Regions from separate parts of the Homo sapiens genome. Here region 2 is linked to region 1. The links are chromatin contacts, found by Hi-C or POLR2A ChIA-PET in ENCODE. All regions are on one chromosome and are shown on one strand. Each heading gives the region's core, a stretch centred on a gene start or an enhancer-like site at or near the end of the contact. The rest is flanking DNA. Distances are from core to core; before and after follow the strand shown.

Region 1 (2,700 bases), core at 149-2,648:
TGTGTCTATTGGTGTGTGGCTGTTGGGTTTGTCTGTTGTGTCAGTCGTACATATAAATGCCACGTTGGGCGTGTGGGTGTGTGCATTTGTATATTGCTCTGTGGGTGTGCGAAGCAGTGTGTTTGTGTAACCCTGCAGGTTTGGCCTATGCTGAGTAACCTAAGATGGGAGCTCCCTGAGCCTTGGCTCTGCCCTTGCCTTTGGCTGCTGGAGACCCTGGGCAGCAATGGCCCTTTGTCCAGCCACAGGAAAACCCCACCCCCCTCCATCGGCAGGGGACTTGGGAGGGGCCCAGACTGGTAGGCTCCAGCCTCCCGTCCATTGTTCTGGGGCCTCTCTGGAAAACAGGATGGGAGGTGAAAGGTGGACACAGGCCTGGACCCCCACACTCCCTGAAACAACCCAGGGGCACAGCACAGAATCCTTAGGAGGGAGGGCCTGGGGACAGTCCCCATTTTGTGGATGAGAAAACTGAGGGGTTTCATTCCTATTAAAAGGGAGAGAGCCTGAAGCCCCACACCCTTTATGTGCCCACCCACAGCCTCCTGCCGGGTTTGGGGGATGGAAAAATGACACCCCAGAATGGAAACAAAACGGTCTATTGTGGTTTCCATTTCTGAATGCTTACCATGTGCTAAGTGCAGAAGTGTCATAACTCTGCAGGTTAAGTTCATATTTTGTACCCATTTTGCACAGGAGTACACTGAACCATAAGGCAACAATTTATTCTTCAAAGGACACTACTCTAAACATTACTGTATTTCAAGTAGTACGCTGTGTGACCTTGAGCAAGTTGCTTACCTTCTCTGGGCCAGGCCCTAGTTCAGCTCTGGGACACAGCAGTGACCAAAGGAGCCGTGGTTCCTGCTCTCTTAGAGCCCATAGCCTGGGCAGGGAGGAGGAGGCAAGGAATGGCAAATACACAAGAAAACAAAGATCATTTCTGATGGTAATGAATTCAGTGAATAAGAGCAGGAGAATGTAAAAGAAAGTAGCCTAGGGGGATCTGAGAAGGCCTCTGGGGAGGCGACATTTGACCTGAGACTTGAAGAATGAGGAGTCTGGCAAAGACCTGGGGCTGATCAGTGTTCTAGGAACAAGTAACAGCAAGGGCAAGGGCCCTGAGGCAGGACAGAGCTATTAATAGTTTAAGGAGGGAGGCCTCTGGGCTGGTGAGAGAAAGGGAAGGGGCCCAGTTGGGTAGTGGGCAGGGGAGGAGTTTGGATCTTATTCTCCGTGAGATGTGCTGGTTCTGGTGGTAGTGGGGGGGCCTGTAGTCTCCTGTTACAAGGGTTGGGGGTGTGGGGACAGCCAGAGCCAAAGGTCTCTCCCCCACAGCTCCGGCAGTCCCAGCCCAGAGGCGCCGGCCTGGCGGCTGGAAGATTGCACTGTGGGCACATCTGGGGAGCAGCTGCCGAGCCAGGGCCAGAGTGGGTCACGTGGCACAGGGCAGGACCGTCCTGGAGCCTACAAGGCCAAGACTCCTAGGAGGGGCAGTGGAGAACACTCTGGACGAGAACAGTGCGTCAACGAGGAGGAACTGTGCACTGTAGACGTCCAGGCACACGGCCCCCTGCAGCCCCACACAGCCCCTGCCTCAGGACAGAGTGCCTGGGTTCAATGCCACCTCCCAGCTTTGTGATCTGAAACAAGTCACTCAACCTCTCTGGGTCTCATGGCCTCAGCTGTGAAGGGGACATGATATTACTACCACAGTTCCACAGGCTGTTCTTTTTTTTTTTTTTTTTTTTTTTTTTTTTTTAATTTTTTGAGACGCAGTCTCACTCTGTTGCCCAGGCTGGAATGCAGTGGCACCATCTCAGCTCACTGCAACCTCTGCCTCCCGGGTTCGAGCGATTCTCCTGCCTCAGCCTCCCTAGTAGCTGTAGTAGCTGGGACTACAGGCTCCCGCCACCAGGCCTGGCTAATTTTTTCATATTTTTAGTGGAGATGGGGTTTCACCATGTTGGCCAGGCTGGTCTCAAACTCTTGACCTCAGGTGAACCACCCACCTCAGCCTCCCAAAGTGCTCCCAGGCTGTTTATTTCTAATTCAACAAATATTCGTTGAGCACTTCCCACATGCCAGGTGCTGCATGAGGCTCTGCGTGACAGCAGGGAACAGGACCTCCGTGGTCCCTTCCCTTCTAAGCACACAATTAATGCTTTAGAACCAGGCCTGGCATTGAGGAAACTCTTAGTAAATGTAAGCCATTTGCCTGGAGCTCTGGAGGCCAGAGGAGGCACCCTGGAAGGCAGAGAAGGAGGTGTGGTGACAGAAAAATCCTAAGGAAAGTGCACTCCCTTTTATCACCAGGTGCTGCAGTTGGCTCCTGGTATGGCTCATTTCACTCTCACAACCACCCTACGAAGAGGGATGAGCATTAGCTCCAATTTATGGATGAGGAAACTGAGGCCCAGTTTGTCAATGGCACAGCCAGGACTGGAGGCAGTGAAGGGCTGGTCCCTTTTTCTCTCTGGGGCTCAATATTCCCATCTGTGAAATGGGGCATTACAATAATACAGCTGCACCAGCTCCAGGGAGCAGTTGTGAAATCAGATGTGCCAGGTATGTGAAAAGGGCTTCCTGAGAGACTATGACCATGAATGCTGGGTTGGGAATATGGGGGTTCATTTAAGGAGCCCTCCGAACTTCCTGGCCACCAGAAGTGTCGGTTTTCCTAAGGTGACTCAGGAAAGG
Region 2 (2,728 bases), core at 222-2,721, 5.0 Mb after region 1:
GCTGAGGCAGGAGAATTGCTTGAACCTGGGAGGCGGAGGTTGCGGTGAGCCGAGATGGTGGCATTGCACTCCAGCCTGGGCAACAAGAACAAGACTCGGTCTCAAAAAAAACACCTACTGGTCAGTGTTTGGCATACAGTGGGTGTTTCTACTGTTTTCAGCTTCATCTCTGCCTAAGGCACAAAGTCTTTGGCTGATCCTGGGTGCCCAGCAGTGCGTGGCATCTCACAGTGTACCTCCTCAGCATGGAGCTGTGCAGAGTTGGGATCTGAGAGAGGCTCCAGACACATTCTTACCCTCGAGGAGTGTCTGGACAGCCTCTTTGCGGGTCTCCCTGCCTTCAGCCTTCAGCCTTCAGCCTTGTTCATTTAATCCATTATTTTGAACACAAAAGCCCAAATCTGATAGGGCCAGGCACTCCTGGACTCTACTGCCCTCAGGATAGAGTCCAAACTGATCTACAGCCTAGGTTTGGGGCTGCTGCTTATATTCCCAGTGCACCTCACCCTGTCCTGTCAAACCACTTGTCACACTCTATTGGAATTACTTTTTGTCAGGGACACTTTCTCAAACCTGAGAAATATACTAACTCCTTTTATTTATTTATCTGTGTGTGTGTGTGTGATGGAGTCTTGCTCTGTCACCCAGGCTGGAAGTGCAGTGGTGCGATGTCAGCTCACTGCAACCTCTGCCTCCCGGGTTCAAGTGATTCTCCTGCCTCAGCCTCCTGAGTAGCTGGGATTACAGGTGCATGCCCCTACGCCCAGCTAATTTTTGTATTTTAAGTAGAGACAGGGCTTCACTATGCTAGCCAGGCTGGTCTTGTACTCCTGGCCTCAAGTAATCCGTCCACCTCAGCCTCCCAAAGTGCTGGGATTACAGGCGTGAGCCACCATGCCTGGCCCATCTTTTTAAAGAAAACATTTTTCGGCCGGGAATGGTGGCTCATGCCTGTAATCCCAATACTTTGCGAGGCCGATGCGGGCGGATCACCTGAGGTCAGGAGTTCAAGACCAGCCTGACCAACATGGTGAAACCCCATCTCTCCTAAAAATACAAAGTTAGCCAGACGTGGTGGCTCATGCCTGTACTCTCAGCTACTCAGGAGGCTGAGGCAGGAGAATCACTTTTGAACCCGGGAGGCGGAGGTTGCGGTGAGCCAAGATCATGCCATTACACTCCACCTGGGCCACAAGAGCGAAACTCGGTCTCAAAAAATAAAAAAATAAAGAAAACATTTTTCATGGACCCATCTCCCCGCAAGATGTTAACCTGAATCATTTTTATCATATCACTTAGGTAAAACATAAAACTGGGTATATATATAAAAAAAAAACCACTTCTTTTTGCTTTTGTTCTTATACCTAACCTTAAAATCAAACTGTTTCCAAAGTAGATAAATGTAAAAACCGTGACATTCCACCTGACTGTGTTAACTGAAAATGGTGGGTGGTGCTTTGCTGACTGCACTGCAGGATGTGGTGTGGCAAAGGCACAGACTCAGCAGAGTAGATCTGGATGGTCTTAGGCCCCGATGCTCCTACTGGTGATGAAAATGGAAACCCAAAGCCAAACATCCTTCTAGAGAACTGGCGAACCCCTCAAGGTGACACATCCACAGGTCCCACCTGGAGAAATGTAAATGTAAGGAAAGGAAACTGGGCATCCCCTGGAGGGAGGGGACCCGTGGTGGCCACCTGCTCTAGAGTCATGCCGAGAGTTAAGAGCAGTGGGGACCACCCAGCCCTCCTTGATGGAAACTGACCATGAATCCCATGTCAGCCCCAGCTGCACACCTGTCTGGTAACTCCTCCCAGTTAGTTCATTGCCCTCAGCTCATTTGGTCAATTACCAGCTCCTGTACAAATACCCCTTAAATATTTCAGGGTTTTGGCTTCTTTCCTACCCTCATCTAAACCATCATTATCTGATCACAATCATTTATCACTCCCCAACTTAAAACCCTTCAGGCCAGGCATGGTGGTTCGTGCCTGTAATTCCAGCACTTTGGGAGGCTGAGGCAGGCAGTTCGCTTGAGGCCAGGCCAGGTGTTTTGAGGCCAGCCTGGTTAACATGGTTAACTTCTTCAATACTAAAAATACAAAAATAGCCGGGCATGGTGGTACATGCCTGTAACCCCTGCTACTCAGGAGGCTAAGGTACAAGAGTCACTTGAACCAGGAGGACGAGACTGCAGTGAGATCGCACCACTGCACTCCAGCCTGGGCAACAGCAAAACTGTCTCAAAAAAAAAAAACAAACAAACAAACAAAAAAAACCTTCAGTGGTCTGGCAGGGTAACTCATACCTGTAATCCCAGCACTTTGGGAGGCTAGGATGGGAGACTTTCTTGAGCCCAGGAGTTCAAGGCTACAGTGAGCTATGATCATGCCACTGCCCTCCAGCCTAGGTGACAGAGCAAGACCCTATCTCTAAAAAGAAAAAAAAAAAAAAGGCTGGGCACTGTGGCTTATGCCTGTAATCCCAGCACTTTGGGAGGCCAAGGCGGGTGGATTACCTGAGGTAAGGAGTTGGAGACCTACCTGGCCAACTTGGTGAAACCTTGTCCTACTAAAAATAAAAAAAATTAGGCTGGGCGCAGTGGCTCATGCCTATAATCCCAGCACTTTGGGAGGTTGAGGCGGGTGGGTCACCTGAGGTCAGGAGTTTGAGGCCAGCCTGGCCAACATGGCGAAACCCCGTCTCTACTAAAAATACAAAAATTAAC

What was found. A loop is a pair of places that touch in the nucleus more often than their neighbours do. ChIA-PET counts read pairs that join two places held with the same protein, here RNA polymerase II (POLR2A). Pooled maps may share reads with other maps.
Region 2: a pooled map shows a loop between it and region 1 (2.8-fold over the local background). The contact joins two enhancer-like sites. A Hi-C loop is called at or near these places in 1 of 50 pooled maps. POLR2A ChIA-PET finds 5 or more read pairs at or near these places in 2 of 52 experiments (HCT116 and WTC11).

What each region holds. Positions count from the first base shown.
Region 1 is chr20:31,594,838-31,597,537 of GRCh38, forward strand. No RefSeq gene overlaps it. Among named protein-coding and RNA genes, the nearest start is that of ID1, 9.1 kb to the right of the region's middle. RefSeq lists enhancers at 1-126, 127-891, 892-1,657, 2,423-2,700 and a silencer at 829-1,123. Within about 2 kb of position 1,399, at least 28 of the 41 ENCODE cell types and tissues checked have a DNase peak (open chromatin) inside an H3K27ac peak, as active enhancers do.
Region 2 is chr20:36,581,025-36,583,752 of GRCh38, forward strand. All of the region lies in intron 2 of TGIF2 (TGFB induced factor homeobox 2), which reads left to right. All of the region lies in intron 2 of TGIF2-RAB5IF (TGIF2-RAB5IF readthrough), which reads left to right. Among named protein-coding and RNA genes, the nearest start is that of TGIF2-RAB5IF, 7.9 kb to the left of the region's middle. Within about 2 kb of position 1,472, at least 2 of the 41 ENCODE cell types and tissues checked have a DNase peak (open chromatin) inside an H3K27ac peak, as active enhancers do.